Regions from separate parts of the Mus musculus genome. Here region 1 is linked to region 2. Evidence: chromatin loops called from intact Hi-C (ENCODE). Cell type or tissue: left cerebral cortex. All regions are shown on one strand. Each heading gives the region's core, and the rest is flanking DNA. Links, peaks and the distances in the headings are about the cores only. Region 1 overlaps Acte1 (actin, epsilon 1). Region 2 holds the start of Shank2 (SH3 and multiple ankyrin repeat domains 2).

The links. Peaks named below come from ENCODE experiments on the same cell type or tissue, not always from the same donor. Only the 100,000 strongest peaks of a DNase experiment are listed, where the experiment ranks them.
Region 1: it touches region 2 in a loop (2.1-fold over the local background); 3 of 42 quality-filtered maps call a loop at or near these places.

What each region holds. Positions count from the first base shown.
Region 1 is chr7:143,893,761-143,906,416 of GRCm38, reverse strand. Acte1 (actin, epsilon 1) reads right to left here. Exons shown (of 10, transcript NM_001369835.1): 8 at 12,209-12,397; 9 at 9,930-10,111; 10 at 8,905-9,192. The coding sequence ends at 9,049. Among named protein-coding and RNA genes, the nearest start is that of Mir6404, 33 kb to the left of the region's middle. In left cerebral cortex, for the core only: a CTCF peak has its summit at 5,625 (motif pointing left); a DNase peak (open chromatin) is centred at 5,607.
Region 2 is chr7:144,164,663-144,177,318 of GRCm38, reverse strand. Shank2 (SH3 and multiple ankyrin repeat domains 2) reads right to left here and starts at 1,859. Exons shown (of 16, transcript NM_001113373.3): 1 at 1,363-1,859. The coding sequence starts at 1,399. In left cerebral cortex, for the core only: no CTCF peak of the experiment used is centred there; DNase peaks (open chromatin) are centred at 3,201, 6,371 and 6,779; H3K27ac peaks cover 81 bases.

The DNA of each region.
Region 1 (12,656 bases), core at 2,558-10,557, 270 kb after region 2:
TGCTTTCTTATAGAACCCAAGACTACCAGCCCAGGAATGGCACCACCCACAATGGGCCCTCCCCATTTGTTCACTAATTAAGTAAATGCCTTATCACTGGATCTCATGCAGGCATTTTCTCAACTGAAGCTCCTTTCTCTGTGATAACTCCAGCCTATGTCAAGTTGACACACAAAACCAGCCAGAACACCATACCGTGCCACTCTAAATCCTGTGATGGGAACCAGCAAGGGTTCTTCACCAAGTACCACTCCTAGTTTTGAGGAAAAGAACACCAGGACGTGAGTTCCTAGATCACCCAGAGGCTAGGCAATGGTACACTGGAGCAGAGGATTGAGGTGTTGCAAACATTCGGACATGTGGGCTGGGTGGTAGTACTCAGGGTCAGGATGTTATACAGTCTGTGGAATCCAGTGTGCCTCAAGTGTGTCCCTGAGGAGTTAAAGCAGTCTACAGCAGCAAGAGGGATGGAAGGGCTTAAGAAAGCTACAAGACTTAGCAGGCAGCTCCTAAGGACAGGAGGCAAGGAAACCGGGAGGGTTCCAATATGAGAGGAGCGAGTGTCTTAGTAACTAGACAGCTGCCCACGCAGTGGAGAGGTTTGGAATTGGCATCCATGCCTCCCACTTGGTGTATTCTGTCAATGCCACCAATCAGCTGGCCTGCCAGCTTGAGGGAGGAGCTTCCAGTTGGTGAGCTGTGCAGTATACTAGGGCAACAGGGGCTGTGGTACCCTGCTCCAGATCCTCCTTAGCCATCATTCAGCCTGAAGCTGCTCAGAAGCATGGCTCTGCCAACAGAGGCAAGCTGGAGGGTGAAGGGTGTATGTTCCCTTTCTCCATGATCAGCATGTTTATCTTCTAAAGTAAAGATCAGCCAGAAGCCTACAGGTCCCTCAAGGCCCCATCACAGCTGTGGGAGCCAGCTCTACAGACTATGCTGGACTTTCTCCTGAGGGGAACAGCTGGACATCCTGGCCTAGCTGGCAGCTTTGAAGCTTCCCCATGGACAGAGAGGGACAGATGGTGGACCTCCGCTCATCCCTCTCCCAGCTCCCAAAGGCACTTAGCTGTGCAGAGGCACATGGATGCAGATGGCCATGGCAGGAGGCTCTCTGCCTGCCTCTGCAGCCCAAGTGGCTGCACAGTCCTGGGGACCTTGAGCCCAAACTCATAGAGGATCAGGGTATCTGAAAGGTTTGTCCCCACTTCCTGCATTGTAGACTCTTGAGTGGACTTCTGTTGAGTTCTGGCTCTGAGTGGGAGTGGGTGGGGGTTGGGAGAGTGCACTGCAACCCATGGGCTTTAGCATGAGCTGGGCCACAGTTGGGTGGGAGCAAGCAGCCCTGTGGAGTCTCTAAGCCTGAGCCAGACTCCTCTAATAGCAGTAAGATATCACAAGCCAATTCTGGTGTGGCCCTTATTCTCAGTGGGATAATCTCACCACCCCCCACTCACCAGTGAGGCCACAAGGTGAAGTTTGGCTCAGGGCCACACATGAACCATCACAGCCTGGCTCCACTAGAGCAACCTGCCCTGGGTGCCCTGGCTATAGTACCTGGATGTTTGCCTGAAAGTCTTCTGCAGAGAGGGGATGCTCAGGTTTGGGGTCTAGAAAAAGCTGTTACATGGGACCTCAGGTGTCTGTGTCAGTTTGTCTTGGAACTGTGATCAGCAATGCTGGGTCCCAGTGGGTCCTTGTCCTAGTTTGGCATCTGTTGTTGTGATAAAACATCAATATCAAAAGAAACTTTGGGAGGAAAGGGTCTGTTTGGCTTATAGGTTATGGTCCATCATCAAGGGAAGTCAAGGCAGGAACCTGGAAGCAGGAACTGAAACAGAGGCCATGGAAGAATGCTGCTTACTGACTTGATCCAAGGCTCACATTGAACCAGCTTTCTCATATAGCCCAGACCCACCACCAAACCAAGTATGACACCACTCACAATGGGCTGGGCTTTTCCACACCAGCAATAATTTAAAAAAAAGTTCCAGACATTCCCATAAGCCAATCTGATGGAGGTAATTCCTCAATTGAAGTTCCTGCTTCTCAGTGGGCCAAGTTGATAACCAAGTGTAACTACCATAGTTGCCATCCTCAGATCTGCACTCATAGATATCCTCACTCCAGCAAAGGGGCTCTCAACTGACCCTTACCACTGTGAGCAAAGATATTACACAAAAACAGCACCTGTGCTGTGAAGGTGGTACCTGCGCATCTCCTGCCCGCCCCTTCCCCCATCAAATACAATGGCTGACATCTGGACATGGTTGTTGGTGGTTAAATGTCACAGGGATGTTACTGACAGCAGGATACAGGCTTTGAAGTCAAGCCTGTTACCCTCACTTGTGCAGAGAGGCCCAGGGATCAAGCAAGGCTAATGTCCACTTAGGTCCCTGAAACAGCCACCCTGGCAGCCTTCCACTGTCTCTCACTGGTGTCATCTGGTGTGTGTGTGTGTGTGTGTGTGTGTGTGTGTGAGAGAGAGAGAGAGAGAGAGAGAGAGAGAGAGAGAGAGAGATATTCACATAAGAAAGTGGCTGAGGAAGGCACTTGACACCAACACTAGCCTACACACACACTCATTCATGCATATGCACATGTACACATATGTATGTGTGTACACAAAGCATTTCAAGACAAGGGGATAGAGAGATGGCTCAGGGCTTAAAAGCACCAGCTGCTCTTCCAGAGGACCCAGGTTCATTACCCAGCATGGTAGCTCACAACCACCTGTATCTCCAGTTGCAGGGATCTGTCATATTGTTTTCTGGCCTCAATGGACACTGCACCTATATAGTGTATAAATATACATCCAAATAAACACTCTGCCAAGGATTTCCCAGCATCCAGTTCCCAGAGGAAGACAGTGAAAGGAGGGTATGGGGTCGATTGCATGGCCAAAATCCATTTGGCAATTTAACTCTTTCTTTAACTCATTGCTAGTTTGTGGCCAAAAGCTGCTGGCTTTTGGAAATTTAACTCCTGCTTATAGCAGGAGGAAATTAAGGAAAAGGCTTACTTACCTGGGATCTTTTCTTTCTGGTTCAAGGATCCCTGGGCTAGCCAGGCAAGAGAGTCAGAGTTTGTTAACTCTTCCTGAGCCAGAGAGGAAATAAAAAGGAAAACAAGATGAAGGTTAGGCACACAGCCACACGTACTCTCTCTGGCTGGGCCTGACCACCTGTTTCATCAATTTTTACAATGCTCATGCATATTTATATACATATATCTACATATATAGAGACAGACAGACATATACTTATTCATTTGTGGATGGAGCAAAGCCCCGAAAGCCACACTTTATTTATTCTTTCTGAGTTCTTATACCTTCTTAGACAAAGGTTCTTTATAAATTACCTCACAGATAAAATGTTACACGTTTTATACAAGGGGAGTTACAGAAGGATGTTGATATTAAAAGCAGTGTTTCATTCTGTAAGCTCATAAGTTCAAAGCAATGATGTCACATAGCCTTGCTCTATCATAGTGGACACCTGTGGCTTTATCCTTGGACCTAACCTACAATGAGCGTTTTTCCTTTCACAATTTTCACAAGTGTAATTCTCTTCTTAGTGCAATTCATGAAACCTCATTGTATTCCTTATTATGCAGCCTTTACTTACTATTCTGTGAGGAGGGGGAGCATTCTTTTCTTGACTCTAACTTTATTACATCTTTGTGGCAAAACAACTAAAACCATCTCCTAAAACTTTCTTCTTAAATTTATTTGAATCAAATCAGGAATGCTATAATTAATTCATCTAAACAGCATTAATTCATGAATGTTCATCTTCATGTTGATTTGTAGGGAATTTACCCAATAGGGTGGGCTGATACCCAGGAATCACTGGGCTATGTAATAATGACAGGAAAAGCATATCAGCAGTGAGGATCAATCCTGGGACCAAGTCTCCGGGGCTGTGCCTCTCCAGAGTGCACCCATTGCAGCCATGCCAAACTGTGGGCCATCTCCAGGAGACACATTTGCTTGCCATAGCCTTTCCTAGATGGCTTCTGTCAACATAAATAAATAAATATTTGAAAAAAGAATATCTGGATGAGTCATAGTGAAGTCAAGTAAATGAATTTATTGTCTAGACAGATATACAGGGAAAGGATGGATAGCGCACACACCCTCATGGGTACAGGCTTCTTAAGAGAACCCTGCTTAGGTTTTAAAAGGCTATGTGCTTCTGAATCTTTCTGAGTCATATCTCTCTAAGAATACAATTTATGAGGTTTAAAGACTTAATATTTAACTAAAAAGTTTAAGTTAAGTAAATATATATGCACTGCCTTTCTTATTTTTCTTAAAGATCCATACATGAGATTGTAAGCATCAAACTCAAGGGCAGAAGTGTTCTGGTTGGAGGTAAGCATGGTTCATCTGTTGTTTTGAGCATCCTTGTCTGCTGGCTTTAGGAAAATGCACATTATTCTGCAGGCAGTTTTGACTTGATCAGCTGAGTTCTTGTGTCATGATGCTCAGTCAGCAGGAAAGGTGGACCAAGATGAGGGGCTTCCTCCTTCCTGCATCTCCACTTCTACCCTGCATCAGCTCGAGGAAAGCAGCTAGCCACCCAGACACCTGCGTGGCAGGTGATGGAACCTGCTGCAGGGTTAAAGACAGGACCATGTGGGAGGTCTCCCTGGTCAGAGTCCCTGGGGTCCATAGCTGTCCTGTGACTTTTCACTAAGTATGCATTTATTTCACAAGCCTCTGCTGAGATAAGCTGCTGTCTTCAGAGGAGGGCCAAGGCACCGTCTGCTATGGGTGTCAAGTTGCTGAATTTAACTGTGCTCTTCGAATGTTTATCTGACCCAAAGAGTTCGAGGGCACCGGATGGCCCAGACATCCCCTTGCTGGCACTATACTCATGGATCTTGCCTGTTCTCCTGCCTTACCCTTGTGGATCCTACCCTCCATCTTGCCCCAACCTACCTCCAAGCTGTCGGTGGTATGAAGGCTGTTGAAAGTACAGAGTGCTAATTAATATTGTCAAATTAAGAAGATTCAGAACACCATAAAGACAAACCTCCAGGGATGTCTGTAAAGGATTTTCTAGATTAGGCTAATTATATGGGAAGACCCACACTGAATGTGAGCGGCTGGTGTCCTAGACTGAATAGAAAGGAGAAAATTGGGGCTGGAATGACTGTAACCTAAAACTGCACGCCAGACCAACACTTCCTTCTCTAAGTTGTATTTTGTCAGGGTGGTATCTCTCAACAGCAGGAACTAGACTACCCAGGGCTCCACAACAGTGTTGGAGGAGTAAACTGGGTCCTGGAATGGAATGGGCTTCAGGTCTAGTCCTCAGCTTCCAACACAGCACCCTTCTTGGAGGCTCTGACCTTGGATATTTGTCAAGGACAGGCTCTCTCCCACCCCTGATCCCTCTTCTAATGCCAAACATAAGCTGTGCTCTCCTTACCTCCCTCCACCCCTCATCCCCTACTCTACCCCCACCCCGTTCAAGGCAGGCTGACCAACCCAGAGGCATGGACAGGCAAGCTGAGAGGTGATCCCTGGTATCTCTGTTATCCCCACCAAGAAGCCTTTGAAACCGCCAGCCTTCTAGTCATGACAGGATGGGATCTGGCAACCAGTGTTAGGATGACATCTACTGGTCAGCTCTAAAATTCAGGGATTCCAGCCCAAATTGGAAACCTGGATTCATTAATCTAGGTTTCTCAAAGGACAGAGTCTCTGGGGACTAAGCTCTTAGTTCCTGGTTCCTCCCCTGAATGATGGCCTGGGCCAGGATGTTTCTACAAGCCCATGGGAGATCTGATGCTGCAGGTCTGAGAGCCACAGTGGCACAGAACCCATTGCTGCAGATATGCAAGTATTTATGGGGAAAACAGCACCACCTGGCTCAGAACACTCAGAGTTCAGCAAGGGAGCACACAGACAGGGTCCTGCTGCTGGGATGTGCCTCTGAGACATGGGGTCCAGTGGGAAGGTCTGCTGGTATGTGGTGCCGGTGACTTTCCCCCGGGGGTGACATCATGGCTATGTCAGACTGAGGCTATGTTTCCACCTGAGGTTTTTGGAGTTTTGGTCTTAAGCACCATAAAAAGAAGCGTGGAGCCCAACCATGGACTCTGGGGATCTGGAGCCGGGCAGAACCACTGTGGGGTGGGTGGGACCTCTCAACGGTGGTGCTGCAGTCCCCTCGTGGTTTACAGACATGGCTTATGAAGGAACCAACAGCAAGTGGCTTCCCAACGTGTACTATCAAGGTTAAAGGGACCTCAGTGAAGGTCAAAAGGGTGTATGGTTATGGGACCCCTGCCTATCAAGGTTAAGGAGTACCTAGATGTCAAGGTTAAAGGGCATCTGATGAACCAACATTGCTAGTCAGTAGGTAGCTGCTTTGTTCATTTATTGTTCAGTTCAGGAGTACCTTCAATCAGACGGCACAGACAGAATGGTGGCCACCATCTCTTCACACATGTCTGATTCTCCAAGTCGTCAGACTGGCTGGCTTCGGAGTCTGCCTCAGAAGGTCCAGTAGTCTCCGACGGCATCACCTACTGTCGAGGAGCTGCAGTGGTGCCAAGCCTCTACCTGGGCTTCATGACACAGCACTGGGGCCTTAGACAGACTCAGTTATGCACTGAGTCACCAGCACCTAATTTAGAGATGTTCCCTGTCACAGTAACCACCTTGTGCTCCCTGCTGTCAGATCCCACAGTGCATCACTTCACTGTAAGAGTCTCAGGGACCTGGAGAGTGAAAATGGAACAGTTTATTATTTTAACCTTGCAGAGTTGGGTGTCAGCTTAGAGAAAAGGCAAAAGCGGCTGGCACATTGCTGCTGGCACAAAATGCATGCTTTTAAATTCCTAATTGCACTTCTCTGCTCCCTAAATCTCTCATTGGCTGAGTTCTTCATAGAGGCATGATCTTCCCCATATCTAGTGCTGCCCCCTTCCCCGGAGTCCTACCCTGTTAGCTCAGGACTCAAGATTCCTTCCTTTTTGATCTGTGGACTCAGTCACCTAGCAGACAGCCTGTGACTTTTCAAACCTAGGATGAACTGAGAGCCTAGGCAAGCAGCTGCCAGCTAGGGTAGACAGGGCCTAGTGCCTGTTGACTATCTGTGAGCTCTAAACACACCTCAGATGGAAAGTGCACCGGAATGATTCATTCCTTAAGGCCCAGGCTTGTCTCCCTTACTATGTGTCAGTCTACATTTTCTGTTTTCAGTCACCAGTGTTCCCACTCACTTATTTGCAGATTTCAAGTCCCTGTGTGGACCTTTACATCGGCCTTTACAGCCTTGATCCTGTCTCCCTTGGCTGTAGTTTCTGCACCTATAGTCAGACCTGATGAAATTGACCTCACAGCAACCCCAGGAAGACCACATTCCCTGAAAGGTGGAGACCCCTCCCAGCCCCTGTGCCACACAACTCCCCTCCTTCCTGTAGAAGTGTGGCTTTGTGTGACTTGTGTCTATTAACTGTGATAAACACCCCCGTGTCTCCTCATTGACAGTGAAACCCAGCAGATGACTCCTAAGTTCAGTCACTGGTGTTAGGATATCTTAGGATGCTATGAAGAGACACCATGATCAAGACAACTCTTATAAAGGCAAACATTCAGTTGGGGCTGGCTTACAATTTCAAAGGTTTATCCATTATCATCATGGTAGGAAGCATGGCAGCATCCAGGCAGACATAGTGCTGGAGAAGGAGCTGAGAGTTCTACATCTTGATCCAAAGGCAGTCAGGAGGAAGGTACAATTAATACTGGGCAGAGCCTGAGCATAGGAGGAGACATCAAAGACCACTCCAACAGTGACACACTTCCTCCAATAAGGCCACACCTACTACAACAGGGCCACACCTTCTAATATTGCCACTCTCCATGGGCCAATCATTCAAGAACATGAATCTATGGGGGCCAGACTTATTCAAACTGCTATAGAAACCAAGTCCCCATATCTATATATTAATGCTATTTGGAGGCTTTGGAAGGAAACTGGGGTTAAATGAAGTTGTAAGGGTGGGCCCCTTGATGGCGTTTGCGGCATTATAATAAGAGAACTCCCCCCACCCCCCCCCCCACACACACACGTAACAGCCTAACAGGAAGCCATCAAGGAGAACTCTTAAAAATTGTGATGTGGATGCTGAAATGTAGCTCTTCAGTTGACGGCTTCTGGCAGGGGTGCAGGTAGAGAACTCAGTTGTCTTTAAGGGGCTGACCACTGGGAGTTTGACCATGCACTGGAGCACATTTTTCCCTTTTTTCTTTCTTTCTTCTTTTTTTGCGGGGTAGGGAAGTCACAAAGGTGGGAGGAGGTTAGACATGAGAAGAATGGGAAGTGAGTGTGATCAAAGTGCATGATGTGAAACTCCCAAATAATCAATAAAAATATTATGTTGGAGGAAAAAATAAAATGGCTCCTAATAACAACAACAACAAAAGACAAGAGAAGAAAAAGGAGGAAGAAGACTCAACTTTACTGTTACTGTCTCACTGTTACTGTCTCAGCACACAATGCTTTGTACCATATTCTAATAAGGCAACATCACCTTCACAGAGGCCAGTGTCATGTTCCTGAGTCTGTGAGCTAAATAAACCTTTGTTCTTTATAAGTTACCAAGTATCAGGTATTTTGTTACAGCAACAAAAATGGTTCTAAGAAACTCATAATGAGTGACAAAATTACACATGAAGATGGCTTTACCAGAAGGTCCCAAGTGAGGGTGGTGACCCTTAATTCAGGGTGCAGGCAGCAGGGTGATGGCAAACCACACTTTGTGGCACTGGAAACTGGGGGTGCTTGTTATGCAGCACTGTTGACTTATCCTGACCAATACACCAGAAGAATAAGTGCCTGCTGCACTGGCATGCTACAGGAGCCACCCAGACACCAGGCAGAGTCAGCCCTTGTTACACACTTTTACTGTCCTTCAGGAGAAAGGAGGCCTTGCTCTGAGCTTGTTTTGATTATGCCCTGCTCAGTATGGCTAAGGCCCAGCCTAGGCATGATGATGTTGGCTCAGGTGATGGAACCCAAAATCCACCAGTCAGAAGCATCTTCTAAATATGACAGAAGGGCCAATTTCCAAATACTCATGGTTTGTGATCCACATGTCCTTGAACAGAGGGAGGGAAGACAAGATGGAGGCACCTATCCAGGCACTATACTTGGCATATGGAGAGGCAGTTACCTAGAGGGAGGAGAAGACCCACATCAAAAAAAAAAAAAATCACCCTGGACTAACTAGAAAGCTATCCAGGAAACACACCTGCCTGAGTTTGACAATTTTAGTCCATCCCTAGGACCCACATAATAGAAAATTAACTTTTTAAATTAAGAGTTATGGGAGCCTTGGTGGTAAATGCCTGTGATTCTAATACTCAGGAGGCAGAGGCAGGAGGATCTAGAACAGGCTGATCAACACAGCAAGTTCCAGAACAGCCAGGGATACATAGTGAGATCTGTTTCAGAAGAAGACTAAAGAAATAGGCTCAGGCAAGAGGACCTGAGTTTAGATCTTTAGAACCTATGTATGAAGCTAGACATGCCAACCATGTCCACATGCATACACACATGTTCATGTAAAATACAAAAAGGAGCCTATATGCTTGTCTTGACCCCCATAGCTCATCATCCTTGATGCCATGATGCCACCTTCTGATCAGATTCAGTACCCCAGCTCTGCCACTGCCCACCCTGCAGGCTGCAGCCCCTTCCCATCTGCCACTCCTCCCACACCAGATTAGTTTGTTGTTCTCTCTCTCTCTCTCTCTCTCTCTCTCTCTCTCTCTCTCTCTCTCTTTCTCTCATGTAAATGCCAGGGGCTTCTGTCACTTTTGCTGATTGGTGCAATTCCTAGACCTTAGCCAATCTAGAACTACTCATGGATCAACCCCTGAAGGCCTCCGGTGAGGTTTGGGCCAATACCTTCACACAGAAGTCTGGAGAGACCACCTTTGCCATCTCTTTCTGCATCCGGAATCGTAGGCCAGTACAGGCACTGGTGCCACCAGTCAGTACGATATAATTGAATAGAGTCCTCTGGTGGGATTTCTCACAGGACATGATGCTCTCCAGGGTGAGCATGTGGATCCCTGGGTTGGCTCTCTCTGGGGGAAATGCACAAGAAGGCTTTGGGATCAGAGGCTTCCCCATTTTTAGTATTTCAGGGAGGGATACCTTCCAGATTCTGAATAGACCCAAGGCCACCAGGAATCTTGAGGTTCGGTGGACTTCAAGTGGGTCACAAGCTTGGCCTACCAGCACTATCACTGACAAGAGTTGACCCCCGGTGGTTCAAACAAGGTTGGTGCCACATGTTTTGTGAGTGTTTTTAGGGCAATGTCCCCACTCAGCCTTGGAAAGTGCCACTAGGTAACTGTTTTCACTTGTCACATGTTCCATAAGCAAGCAACAGACACCAGCCTTGAACGATATGCATATCATGTAGCTATAGCTCATGTTCCTTGGGGCAGTGCATGCCAATCAGCACCCCTCACTCCTTGCACAGGGTGATCATGTGAAGGCTGAAGAACTAATACAATGGAGTGCCTCAGGTGTGCCTGGCAGAGGGCTCGGCTGACATCAGGAACCTGAGGCTTCATTCCTCTCTGGGATCCACCTGGCCTCTGGGGAGTACTTTAATGACTTCTCCACAGTGGCATGTATTATATTTTTAAAAACTGTGTGGTCTACCATGCTTACAATCCCACATCTTGAGAAACTGAGGCAGACAGGTTACCACAAGTTTAAGTTAAGCCTAGACTATATAATGATTTCAAGACTAGCCTGGGCTACAGAGCAAACACCAAAAGCAGAGAAAAGACTTCACGCTTTGTACTATATAGCACAGAATAGAGAGCTAAGCCCCGTTAGCCACAGAGTATGTCCACATTTGACACAAATGACTTGAAGACTTAGATCATAGGGAACAGTGGTTTTCTGTGACCTTCCTTTTCCATGGGGATTTCACAGTCCATTGCTTTCTTTTTATTGAAACAGTGGCTCACTGTGTAGCCCAGGCTGACTATGAACTCATGGTCATCCTCCTGCTTCTGCATCCCAATGTGCACCACTGTCTGGCTGGGCTATATCACTCACTGTTCCAGAGAGAGGGTGACTCTGAGAGCTAATACTGTCTGCATGAAAGATCTAGAATCATGGAGACAAGCATCTAGGCACGTCTGAGTTTCTATATTGGGTTAATTAAAGAGGAAAGACCCACCCTGAATGTGGGTGACACCATGAACTGTGATCCTGGACACGGTATAACAGAGAATGGGAGCCAAGCACCAGCATCCATTCCTCTTCCCACCTGTGGATGCAGTGTGGCCAGCCACCTCACATTCCTGATAGGAAATAACCTTGAACTATCAGTCAAACTTCTTTTCTTAAGTTGCCTTTGCCAGGCAATTTTTTTCCCACAGCAATGAGAAGACCAATTAACACCAATCCAAGCCAACAGTCATTAAAAACCTTCAGGAACAGGGCAGTGGTAGCACATGCCTTTAACCCCAGCACTCAGGAGGCAGAGGCCTGTGGATCTCTGAATCTGAGGCCAGTCTGGCTGGGTGTGGTGGTGCACGCCTTTAATCCCAGCACTCGGGAGGCAGAGGCGGGCTGATTTCTGAGTTCGAGGCCAGCCTGGCCTACAAAGTGAGTTCCAGGACAGCCAGGGCTATATAGAGAAACCCTGTCTCAAAAAAAAAAAAAAAAAAAAAAGAGGCCAGTCTGGTCTAAAGAGTGAGTTGCAGGATGCCAGGGCTACACAAAGAAACCCTGTCTCAAAAAAAAAAAAAAAAACCACAAAATAATAATGATGATAATAATGTTAATAATAATAGTATAAAAATCCACTGGCCATTCAGATGCTTAAAGTTCTCACAAATGTCTGTGCCTTGTAATTCTGCCTTAACTGGCTTCATTCTTCCATTTTAAAGTCTCCTGAACTGGCAGAGTTATAAATAGCATGCTATGGAAGCAAGTGCTGGGGTTGCCCTTCATCCCATCTGCAGTTGGACTAAGACTTCTGGGGAGGAATTGAGGGGTCAGCAAAGTAACAGGAGTGAGTGGGAGACAGCACCATGGAGACTTTAGAGCAGGAGAATCCTAGAGCAGAATGCCCCGCCACCACACTACCACACCCTCCTTCTGACAGCATTCTATGCCAAGGGTCTATTGGACCACTGCCCCCTGAGACGACTCACCCAGGAGGCTGGTGTCGAAGAGCACCTCTGAGCACATGAAAGCCTCTTGCCCTAGGTTGATTTCCTTGCCATCTGGCAGTGTGAATTTCTTCTGGAAGGATGGTGCTGAAGTTTTTGACATCTCCATGTTGTAGTCCAGTGCCACATAGCTGTATTTGTCTTTCAGGTCTCGGATGTACTCGAGGTCAGCTGTAGGGCAAGACCAAGAAGCAAGGGCATGTAGGGTGCTACTTGTGGGAGTAGGCATATGGGAGATGGCCCACTCTTAGGCAACCACCATGTCCATGTAACCCCTTCAGCAGGGTCTTGGCCAGGCTATGGGCCAGGCTTTAGAAGGACAGAAAGCATGGGGAAGTAACCTCTTCTGCACAAGAGGCACAGAGCTGGATCTCTTCAGCATACCCTAAGATGTAACCCTGCTGTGTATGGTGTTTGTGGGGCCAAGAAA
Region 2 (12,656 bases), core at 3,168-11,167:
AGTCACCCATCCCTAAGAGTACAGTTGATGGCATCTCTGACTATGTAACCAGTAAGGTATTAATACCCTTAATGGCAACGTGAGGGGATGTGAGGGCACTTGATACCCTGTCCATTGCTAAGACAGACTCCGTAAGAAAGAAATGTTCATAGAAGCAGAATGGAGATAGCATTACTTAACACTCTAACCCATGGCTGCAATTCATGCTGTCCGTGGGTTATAAAAATTCGAAGTCCCTCATGGCAAATTTTGGTAAGCCTCATCAGAAAAAGAAAGGATCTATTCTATGCCCTTTTTGAAGAGCCTGAGTCTGCAGAAGGAAGGAGTAAGCAGGATGTCCTCATGCAGGCGAGGCCACACAGGGAGGGTCATAGAACAAAACAGCCGGGACACATTATGCACATTTCACCCCGAAGACCAGGCAAGTGAGTCAAATGGACCCACACAGGTAACATTAGAGTGAACATTTTAATGAAAATTGTCTTGCTTAACGACCAAGCCTCATATCAAATTAGTTTCAAGGCTGCTGAAGTATCTTTGGTGTCTAGTTCACAGTGAGCTCGGGTAGAAAGTGATCTTCCTAATTTCCTTAAAGTCACCTCTTTGGAAACCTGGTTTCATCAGAAAGATAGAAAGCTTGCTATCTGAGAAAACTCTCTGACTGGGACCATACACGCAAATGATGTTTTTTTTTTTTCATGAAAAGTGTTAAAAATAACTCCTTTCCTGTCTGAAAATGATTAATATGCCACCCAACGTTTCCTTCTTTCAGCAATCTGCAGGCTCTTGGGTGGGTGGATATTTTCTTAGCTGTCTTACATGCATTTATTTATACAGTTTTTTTCCTTCCTCACAATAAAAATCATACAAGGTATGTTAAAGAGGGATTCTTCATGCACCCCATGGTTTGTTTCGCAACCCAGGGACAGCCAGGCAGAACTGGCAAGTGGCACTAGAAGAGGATGCCTTGGGTGCATCCAGCCATGTGCCCTGACCCTCCTTAGCAGGTGCTCACAGCCTCCAGGTGACTGGAAGACAGAAAACCAAAACTTCTTTTATTTTCCCCAAGACCTAGTTTCCCAATGTGTCCCTTGGCATAAGCTCTCTGGATGAGATGTTCTGGAATGCAGTTCTGCCAGAGGCTGGTAGCTCAGGAACACACTAAAATACAAAGGCACCTTCATCTGTGTTAATCTTCCAGACTTGACTAGAGCCAAACCATACCACAAAGCTGGGGCAATTATTCCTTGAGCGATGAACCGTAACCAGCAATTTGAGGAGGCACCCGAGTCCCCTCTCCCCCGAGGAGCAGCCCACGGCTGCTCACCAGGCACCCCACGCTTCCTACAGCTTTCTCCTTACCTTCCTTCTTGGTGAAGGCATTTAACAAAGACTTCATTTTCCCTGTGACTTTGGCAGCGGTCCGCTCATTATATAACCCTCTCGGCGGGCAGGAAGGCTAGGCGCGCAGCCCGGCCCCTCGGAGCTGGCGCGGCTGGGACCCGGCGAGCAGTGGCGGGCGTCTGGGCGCGCTGCAGCCCCGAGCATCGCTGGGCATGCCAGACCCAGCGTGCTGGTGACAAAGCCCACCCCATATTCTGTCTGTCAGCTGGGAAGCAACTGTGCGCAGACTGAGGCTGCTCTCAGAACCGGCTACCTCTGGCGGTGATCCTCATGTGAGCAGTGCCACGCTGCCGAGAGAGCAAGCAGGGCATCGGAGAGGCAGCACCACGCAGGGTTAACATGGAGCAGGCGATTGCGCGCGAGCTGTCGGCCAGGAGACACCGGGAGGCATTTGTGAGCCGGAGCCCCAGTTATCCAAGGAAACCCGGCTGCTGCTGGGCGCTCCGTGCGCCTGTGGCTAAATATAAAGTACTGTGCTTTTTCTATTTTTTTTTTTTTTTTTTACATTTTTTTTTAAAAGAAGAAGCCAAGTCTATTTGTCAGCTAGCAGATGTGGTAAGAAAGTCAAGGGAGAAATATCCACGCTTCAGACAAGTCACCAGAAGATCCCTGACACCCCGGTAGGCATGCCAGGATTCAGGAATTCTGACAGTGACCTATTTCCCTTTGGAAGCATCAGACACAAGTGGCATCACTTCTCTGGCCCTCCCCATCTTGATAATGACCCTGGGAAAGCAGGACTCCGCCCCCTGCCGCTTACATTCGCTTTGTGTAAGGAATGGGAAATAATAACTGTCAAAGTAGTCAGAGGTAAAGCACCCCAAAACAGGGCAGCCGGCAAAAATGGGCCCTTCAGAGCTGTTTCCCCACGTGTCTCTGGCATTCACACCCCCAACAGAAGTCAAGCAAGGGAAGCTCTCTCCAAACATCACCTTGAGAAAAGTTCTGTCTGTATAGCAAACAAAGAGAGTGCAGAGTGTGGGTGGGGGTGCTTGCTCACTGCTGTGCCCTGCAGTGGTGGTGGTGGGGGCACACAAGGAATGATTCCCACACCAGGGTGAAGATGCTATCAAAGGAGGAGGGAGTGCAAGGGTCAGGCTCGGCACTGGGCATCTACCACTGGGGCAGCAATTAAGAGTGTGCTTTGCTTCTGTGGTTGCCAAGAGAACAGCTTCCCAAACCCGGGGAGGGGGCGGGGGAGGGGGGAGAAAAGGAAAAGGAAGAGACAGGAAAAAGCAACTGGAACACTGAATTCAATCCCATATGGTCGACACAGTTTATGTCAACAAAAATGGCGGTGTAAGGAAGAGGAGGCTGGCATGCCTGAGCAGTGGCACCTTCCTTCCTCAGCACACTTGGGATCCCAGGCACGCTCAGAATGGTCGCTGCTGTGCCAGGCGTTGTCTGGGAAGGAAAAGGCTGTGCCTGAATCACTATGTGTGTCTGTGTGTGAGCTTCGTGTCGGCTGAGCATTTAAACATCATCTCCATTGGGCCCACACGGTTCGTCAGCAATGTCAAAACCGCCCGTGTGACATCCTCCCCTGTAGTATCACAGCCGGTGGCATCAAAACGGCTGGCTTAGAGATGGAGTGGCTGTCTAACACTCGCTGCCGCGCCATGCATGTGGCCTCTGTGGTCCTTTGGACATTGTAGGCAAGGTTGAGCAGCTTTCGGGAGACCCTTTGACTGTGGCATCATCCATGAGCATCCATCTTCCAGGGATGAGCTAGAGATACCTTTCCTGGGTAGGCGTCAACACGGAGGTTTCTAGATCATCATGAAGCACTTGGCTGGAGGCCATATTGGGATGGTGTCACCAGTGTCCACAAATACAGGAAGCCCCACTCCAGAGGCCAGGGACCCCCGCCAGTCAGACCCACAACCACATGGGCTTCGGGGGACTTGCCAGAGTTCTGGGGACTCTCTGAGACACCAGTGCCGCTCAGTGCTTGCTCCATCTGTTGGGGATCAATATCTTCCAGAAAGCACAAAGCTGCACCCAAGCCTAGTTTCCCTGCCACCCACTGCTTTGGCATCTCTTTGGCCACTGTGTGGTGCAGAGAATGTGTGCCCACAACTGGGTGGTAAAGCTAGAAGCCAGGCTTTGTGCCACAGTCACCCTTCCCACCAGAAGATCCTACATCTGACACTGACCTTCGGTGGAGGTTGTGGGAGGAGACCTCTTCCCAGGAGGGCAGTGTGACACCCCATACCTTTTCTAAATGAAGGAAATGACAGAACCTTCTTTTCCACACTGGGTCTCTGACCTAAGATATGTCAAAAGAGTGAGGATCAAGCAGGTCCCTGTCCCATCTTCCCTAGAGCAGAAATCCAAACTCCCAAACTCCAGCAAGGCAGCAGCGTCACACGTTCCAGATACAAAGCCCCCAGCTGCCACCATAACCAGCCATATATTAGGTAGCTGCTCCTTCGGATGCATTTGCTCACAAGTAGAAATTGCTGTGGAAGTGTACAGAGCCTTGAGCTCTCCAATGAGAAGAGCTGAGAATATCCCCAAGCAGAATCATGTCTCCACCCAGTTCCCGTAGTGCCAACTAGACCCAACCCCGAATCCAATGTCCCATCAGGCCTTGGAGAGTGAGCTGTGCTGGCTGGGTAGGGTGGGGTAGGGTGGGAGAGCAACAGGTATGGGGCACAGGTGGCATGTCTAGGTAGGCTATAGATACAAGATGATGTGACAAAGGACTCCACAGTATAATCCCATACCTGAGGACACTCTCTTCAGACACCATTTGTTTGTTTGTTTGTTTGTTTTTTGTTTTTTTTAACATGTGTACAATGTATTTTGGTCATATTCATCCCAATGGCCCCTCCACCTCCTCTTAGGTACATCCAATTTCAGGTCCTGCTTTCTCTTGCTAAAGCTCACTGAGTCTAGTCAGTGTTGCCTGTGTGTGCAGGGGTATGGAGCCATCCACTGGAACATGGGCTAGTTACCAGTGACTGCTCCCTCCTCCAGCAGTCAGCCACTGACAATAGACCTTCAGCTGGAAGGTGGTGCTCATGAGCTCCTTGCCATCCATACTGGGATTCTGGTTGGCTTGGCCTTGTAGAGGAGGTCTTATACAAGGCAACCACAGCGCTGTGAGTTCATGGGAACAACAGCCATGTCATGTCCCCAAGATGGCATTTCACAAGGCTCCACATATCCTCCAGCTTCGCATTCTTTCCTCTCTTCCTTCTGTGCTGTTCCCTGAGCCTTGGTGGTCAGGGAGTGCAGAGGGGTTATTACAGAGGTCCCACGCAGGGCTGGATTGCTACAGAGGTCCAACACAGGGTTGGATTGTTCATTACAGTCCCTTAATTCTCAGAACTGACCAGTTATGAGTTTGCCTTTGCCACTGTTCACTGCTAAATGAAGCTTCTTTGACAAGGCTGAGAGCAGCTCAGCTTGGAGCTGGGGTGACCCTGTGGAGTGGCTGTGGCAAGCAGGACTGTGGGCAGGTGGGCTAGAGACTGTGTGAGCATCTATTGTGATCTGGACAGTCAGAATCCTGTATAGTCAGCCTGGGATAGGCTCTGCTATGGAGAGGTGGAGGTGCCTTATGCTATACCCTGAGCATTCCTGCTGGGGGAATGGGCTGCTTCTGATACATCCCCGCAAACATGCTGTCCTTGAACACTCCCAGCAACAAAGGGGTCTCTACCTGCAAGCAGTGATTCTTGTTGTCAAGGGCGGGTCATGGCACCCTACCCCAAGGAGATGTTAGCGCTGTACCCTACCCCACACCAATGACTCTCTCTTCCTGGCTTCAGAAAACAAACACAGGGGTGTTTATTTTATCTCTCATCTTATGTTACATACAGCATACATGGCTGGCAGAACATCAGTTGTGTGTGAACAACGGTCCCATGCAAGAAGCTGACTTTTGGCTTACACTGCTGTGGTTCTATGCTCACGGGTCTGTCAACAGACATTGGCCCGACTTCTCCTCGCCTAGCACAGAACTGTCTACGTCATCCCCTGAGGTCTTCCACCCAGTGACCGTGGGGACCCAGGTCCCTACTACCAACTCAGGCTTCTCTGGATGGTGTTGACTGAGGCTGACAGCAAGCCCGCAGATCCCTGGGAAACACTGGTAGCATCTCTAAGGACACCAGAAACTATAGAGCAGGGATTAAAAATTAAAATTAAGGAAGAGATAAAATCCAAAAGCTGTTTCTCTTCAAGACTGCTAGAGATCCTTTATTCACAGTGCTTTCTCATGAGAGGGTTTGAGACTTCTGGAATGTTCTGGGAGCATCCCCATCCTGGGTTCCCTGAGAGTACCCACAGAACACTCTAGAGATTTGCAGAGGTGTGTAAGGTACTTGGGTCCTGGAGGTGCTGGGGTGCCCTGCCCTGACATTATGGGGGTGAAGCTGCCATGGTCCAAAAGCCAACACCACCAATTTCCTCATTTCCTTTTTCTCTTTTGCTTTGAGAGAGAGGGTCTCACTATGAAGCTAAGCCTGGCCCGGAACTTGCCATCCTCCTGCCTCAGCCTCCTGGGTGATCACTCCCATATCCACAAGCTTTCCCCCCCACCAACCTGATTTCATTCTGGATGACAGGCCATGGGCAGTATATGATGTACAGACTGCAAAGAGCTCCAGTCTAGACATGTAACCATGGACCCCCAGCACTGCAGGGAGGTGAACTCCATCAGCATCTGGGACCACTCAATGCCCATGCATGCTCGGAAAAAAATCAGATCATGCCCCCGGGATCAGTTGCCAGAAGGAGAGTGACCCCCGAAATGAGCCCCACACCACCATTTTCTCTCCACTCCACAACCGGCATGACCAACAGCCTGTGTCCCTACACCCACCCTGGCCATGGGACTTCCTCTCAGAGCTCACTAAGCCCTTCATTTCCATGTCTTTTGACAGCTGCCTGACAACAGGCTGAAAATAATTTTACTTCTTGTACAAAAAGAGGCTCTCTATGCATCAGAACATTCTGAGGCTCTCAAGTCCTGGCAGGGAGGACGTGGCAGGTGCTCCCAGCACGTGGTGAGACTCGGAAGTGCTTGCTGCTGATGACAAGCGTGTCTCCCCTTGCTGTGCTTTCAGTGTTGGAGGGTGTGCGTGCGGGAGCTGGACAGTGTGGGCTGAGGCACTGTCCTCTGTAGCCATGGGCTAGCGGTTCGGGCAGCCCCTTTTTCCTTCGGGAAACCCCCACCAGCAGAAGTGGGGTGCCTGGCAATTCCCAGTACTGGCTGTGGGGTTACCTGAGTTCATGTGTTCAGGGTATAACAAAGTGTTCCCACACACAGCACTCTGGAGAAGAACTACCCAGTGGGGAATGAGGCTCTGTAACTCTAGAAAAGCTACCCCTTCTCTGTGTACTTCTGTTTCTGTAGAAAAGGATGTCCCTGGAGCTGCCTCATGAGAGGTGGCAAGAGTTCAAGTGTTTCTATTTGCAACAGTACTGTCAGCACTGGCTGAGTAATACGTGCCATTAGAACATGTGTGATGGAATCCGGGGACACGGCTCAGTTCACACAGTGTTTGCTTAGCATGCACAAAGCCCCTAGGTTCAATCCCCAGCACAGCATAAGCCAGGCACACGTGATGTAATTTACACCTGCAATCCCACCCAGCACTCAGGAGATGAAAGCAGGTAGATCACGATTTTAAGATCCTCAACTACACAGCAAGTCTGAGGCCAGACTGGGCCACAGAACACCTTGCTTCACAACTACAGCAAGAAGATCCCAACCACACCAAACTACAAGTCATCAGGTGGAAAGGTGGTGGACAATCCCTTCCCCTACATAGACCCTCCCTAGCATGTCCAGATGCCTCTGTCATCTTTCAGGGTGTTACCTCCTCTAAGACACCTCCCTGGCTGACCTTGTCATTGGAGACACTGTTCATCAAGATTCCTAGTGCAGCAGACAGTCCTTTGGGCTTTTCCTGGATATGCCAGTCTTTCCTCTTTCCCCTGAAAACTGGGAGCTGGAAATTCCCAACATGCTGGAAACTAAATGAACAAGTAAAAGAATCCAGTCCTCACCCGTTGGGTTCCAGGCGCAGCAGGCTGGTCTGTCTCCAGTCCTATTTAAGTGACATGAGGCAACAGGCAGCCCATTGCCCAGCCCCACCCCTACCCAGGGCTGTTCCACTCCAATCAAGGGCTTATAGGGGTACCACACCACACCAAGCAGTTGTCTAGGGACCTGGTAAGGCCTGTACAAGAGGGCTCTGACAGGATTGTCATTTGAACAGGAGCACCAGAACTCAGTTCCCAGAATCCTTTTGGTGTCTTCAGCATTCCCTGCAGCCTTATTTTGCTGGGTGAAAGCTAAAGCCTGTCCTTAGCTTCTAACATTGCTTGAACTCACCCATCTGATTTGCACAGCGAAGGGCATTTTGATACAAGGGAGTACCTTGTGAGGCGGCAGCAAAAAGAGAAGCAAAACTGCATATGTAAATGGCAGGTAGCAGTTTAACTAGGCACTCACCTAGGCCAGGATGGTGCTCCCTCCATCACTGTATATTTGGGAGTTCACATTAGACTCCTGCAGGAGCCTCTCCTAGAGAAGAGACCTGCCTCAGCCAGCACAAGGCTATGTTCTGAGGATTCGCTGAGAATGGGTACTGAGGGCATGCTAGGTATGTGCATGAAGTCACATGCTTCCCTTCAGCTGTGGCTAGATACCTCAAGGCACAAAGCCACCCCCCCTCCCCACCCCATGTGGTACCACCACAGTGGAAGAGAAGAAAATGGGAGATTCTAGAAGCAGCTAGTCCAACTTCCCAGGCTTTGTGGCATAGCACACCTTGATGCCTTGAGGCAATCCTTATTTTCTCACCTTAGCCTCCTGAGCTTCTGCTCCACTGGCCCTTATATCAGTGGAGGAGGACAGGGGAGAGAGAGACAGGGCTGCTGAGGCAGGGGAGTACCTGAGCCGCTTTCAACACTGGCTCAGTGGCTGCTCTGTCCCCTGGCCTAACAGAGGTCCATGGGGAGCTGAGAGGAGAAAGAGAGGCTCCAGAGGTTTTCAGTGGCTCACCTGACCCTAACTCCAACAAATGTCAGAAAGGAAATGGACCAGGTGTAGGGCCCCTGGCCAGTGGTATCTGACTGGAGCAGGGAGGCAGAGACAGAGGCGGGTGCAACTGGGCAGGTAGAGAGAGACAAGAGCTCTATTCCTGGAGCCCATTCCCACCAAACTCAAACCAGCAGACCTCACTTCCTTCCCTAGTAGCTTCAGATAACTGCAATTTAAATATTAGTAGGCAAAGTATCTCCATCTCACAGTAATTGGTGAATGAGTCATTACCCATATAAATAAGGCCAGATATTAAAAGGCGTCTCGGCAGTAACATGGGGTTAGCTTTGCACAAAGATGTGGGTGTCGTCTGCATCTGCGGCGTCTGCACCATTCCTGGCAGGAGCCACTGAGGGGCTCAACTTTTGGAAGTTGTATGGTACCCAGGGTGAGTGGCACTGCCGAGGATCAGGCTTCAGCACTGGCCTGAGCCTGGCTGGACTGGACTGGTGCTGAGGGGCTGGGTAAGAACTGGGTAAGAGCCTCTTGTAAGTAACCTTGGATACCTGTCCAGGACCGTAGCCAGTGCGGGGTTTCTGGAGGCCTGAGAGAGGTAAGAGAGACTGGAATATATTCTGGAAAGATCTTAAGTGTCAAATGCTGTCTCACCAGCCAGGCCCACCTTGCCCTGCCTGCTCAGGACTGCCTGCTCTATACTCGGACCCTAAGGCTGTTATAACCCATGTCCTGATCCCATTCTGGCTCAAACATCACCTCTATTTCCCCTTAGACTCAGCCAGCACCCTTGTATCAGAACTGGTCTTTTCCCACATAAGCCTGTCTCTGAGCTCTGGAAACTTCTGGTGGACAGAAGGGCATGGATCAGGTTCTTGGCTTCTACCTGGACCTGAAGACCCCACCTGTCTGGCTCTCCCAAGAGAGCCCTAGAGTCCTACCTTCCTACAGGAACCCTTCCCCCAAGATGGAAGGACATGCGAAGGTCCCCTGTAGACTTCAGAGAGACAAAGATAGCCGTCTACAGGGAGTAAGCCAATTACCAGCAGTGCTGATTAGCAGAGTACAGTCCTCGGCCTGGGAGCCAAGTCCGTGCAGCACCCCCTCCCTCCCCAGCCTCCAGGCCTGTTGGGTCCTTTGGTCCAGCTCCTAGGAATTCATGAAATTTGAGCCTGGAGCTTGCAGATGGGCATCCTGGGTCAGTGAGTGGCCCAAGGTGGGATTCCAAGATACAGCTTCCTCATCTAAAGAGAAACAAGCCCTAGCCTGCCTCAAAAGTTCCTTGAGCATCCTGAGGAAGGGCTTTAAGACCCAGAGAGACTGAACTCACTCTCAGCCTCTCTGGAGATGGGAGCATGTGCTAAGCCCTACCCCACAAAGTATGTAGCTCAGCATCTTCCTATCACAAGCATGTGGCATGGGCTGCCTGCCTCCACCCTCTTTAGCTGGAAGCCTTATGAGGTAACCCAGAGACTCAGACAGAATGGCCAACATATAACAAGGCCTGCATCCTGCCTTGGCTGCATGCATGGTAGAGAGCTGATCCTCACATGGCCTGGCTGCTTCTCCATAGTGGATACACATGCCCAGCTCTCAGCTATTAAGGAGAATCAACTCCTCCCAGCCACCATTGCTTTGGCTGGACTCTCTGGGAGCTCTAGGGAGGACTCTGCTTTTAGAGTTGTCCTGACCTACACAGCCACTGCTTCCTCCGCATAGCACCTCACCACACCCTGGAGGATAAAGGTGGACTGCAGGAGCCAGGGCCATGATGAGGGACCACAGTGACTGTATGGCCACCATGACTTCATATACAGAAGCTGAGACCAGAAAGCACAACCATGGCAACCAGGACCCCATACTGAAGGCCAGCATTCCCCAGTGTGTGTACTTGTGTTCCTGGTGCTTCATGTGATGGTATGTGTAGACAGGGATATTGGCAAAGATTAGGGCTAGGTGGTGAGCCTGTGAAGGAAGGGGCTCATGATTCATGGTCTTCTAAAACAAGACACAGGAGAGGTTCTCTCATGGGAGTAACACAGATGAGATACTCCAGAAATGGTCTTGTCCTTGCCGTTCATTATTTGTCCTCATTGCATATATCAGAAACTGAAGTCGTATTATTTAAGAATTCATACTATGTTTCTTCCTGAACAAAATATCTGTCTTAGTCACTACTTCACTACAGTAAGGAGCCCAGCTCCCTTCAAAGATGCCTTCAAATGGTTCTCTCCCTGCTTCACCCTGGGTGTTATTCATTATATAAGACAACTGTTTCTAGAATTCCTCACACCATGAATACTCCTTCCTGCACCTTCTGGGAGGTCTGTGGCAGAAGACGGAGTCACAGTCATTCTCGCTTTGGCAAACCCACTCCCTGGCATAGCAAGAGCTTAACAATGAGTGTAGGGGCCTAACAAAAGCAATACAAGGGAGGAAAGGCCTATCTGGGCTCCCTGGGTTATGGTGCAGTCCATCATGGCGGGAAAGGCTTGGCAGCAGGAGCATGAAGCAGTCACTCACTTCCCATCCACAATCAGGAAGCAGAGAGAGAGGAATGCTGGTACTCAGTTTACTTTCTCCTTTTCATTCACTTCTGGACCACAGCCACATTGAGAGTGGGTCTTCACTCCTCAGTTAAACCTCTCTGAAAAAAACTTCCCAGACACATATGGGGATGTCTCCTAGATGGTTCTATTCATGCTGATTATCAAGATTCATGCCCACATATGGCAAAATGTTCTCCTTTGTGTATCTGTTGTTGTCCAATTCAGACACTGCACAACTGTATCTGTTATCTGATGAGTGTTGAGTTTTCTAGCAGTAAATAAAATCACTGGCAGAACATGAACATGAAGCCAGTTACAGGGTTCTTTTAGAGGGATTGCTACTGCTTTGGTTTTAGAATGAGGTCTGACTCTAATCTCCCTTCCAGAGATCCCATAGACAGGCCAAGGTGCTTGCTAAGTTCCACCAAGGTGGGACTTATGTCTCCACCGTTGCCTCTGCAGATGGAAACTCCTGACATCTCCCCTGGACTCTCCAAGTTTAAGTTACTGTTTTCCATTGGACCCTTCAGTTCTTCCCTTGCACATATATGGTAGCTCAGGAGCCTGTCAGGGATTTGAGGAAGATTTGGGTGAAGATTTTATAGGTGTTACTTTTTGTAAGAACTTCCCTCTCTCTTTTAGCCATCTAGACAACTCTGACCCCAATGTCTAAATGGAATCTTCTAGCCAGTGATATCCCACTATCTGTGAGGGCTTTTCCTGGGGCTTCCCTTTCCTCAGGGCCCTTTCCTTTTCTATCTGCTTTGGGCCACTCAGGAGTGGCTTTTATACATACTTCCTCACTGTTCCTAGTGGGACAGTTATCTGACACAAGCAACTTGGTCTCCAACCACAGATGCAGGAGGGGAAACAGCCTTCCCAGGACCTCTGCTCTTGTCATGAGTTGGGATTTTATTGCAATAAACAAATCCAACTCTTTCCTATACAAGGGCCCTGGGAGACCAGAGGTGAAGGCTAATGGAAAGAAGAGTTCGTCGTTTACTATGTCTGTCAATCAAAGCCAATAAAGTAGGGCAGGGAGTATAGCTCAGCTGGTAAAGTGCTTGCCTAGCATGCACAAAGCCCTGGGTTCCATGCCCAGTACAGTATAAGCCAGGTGTAGTGGCATGTGCCCGTAATCTCAGCACTTGGGAGATAGAAGCAGGAAGATCACGAGTTCGAGGTCATAACCGGCTATATAGAGAGTTTGAGGCTAGCCTTGGATAAATGAGTCTGAGACAAAGAGATACCCAAAACATGAAATGCTCTTGAGGTTGCTGGTTCGGGAACTCAAATCAACTTTTTCCTCACTGGATCCAAGTGCCCAGTTTTATTTTGGGAACTAAAGAGCCGCCGTGACTGATTTAACCTTAAAGCAAATCAATTCCAGGGCTGTACTCATGGTCTGGTTACTATTAGATGCAACTGGGATCAGGAAAGCCCTGAAGCCCAGAGAGAAACAGGGAATACTGGAAGGACTGATGAGCAGTGTATACAGCCAGGGACTGAAGACAAGGAGGGCGCATGCCCACATGCTCATGGAAGGACCCAAACTGGGTGGTGTTGTGAGCCCTTGCCATGAACTGGGGATGGATTTTATTATTAAAATGCTGGCCCCAATTTCCCTGCCACGGCTTCCCACAACAGAGTTGGACTCACTTGTATTAAAATGGTATGTTAAGCCA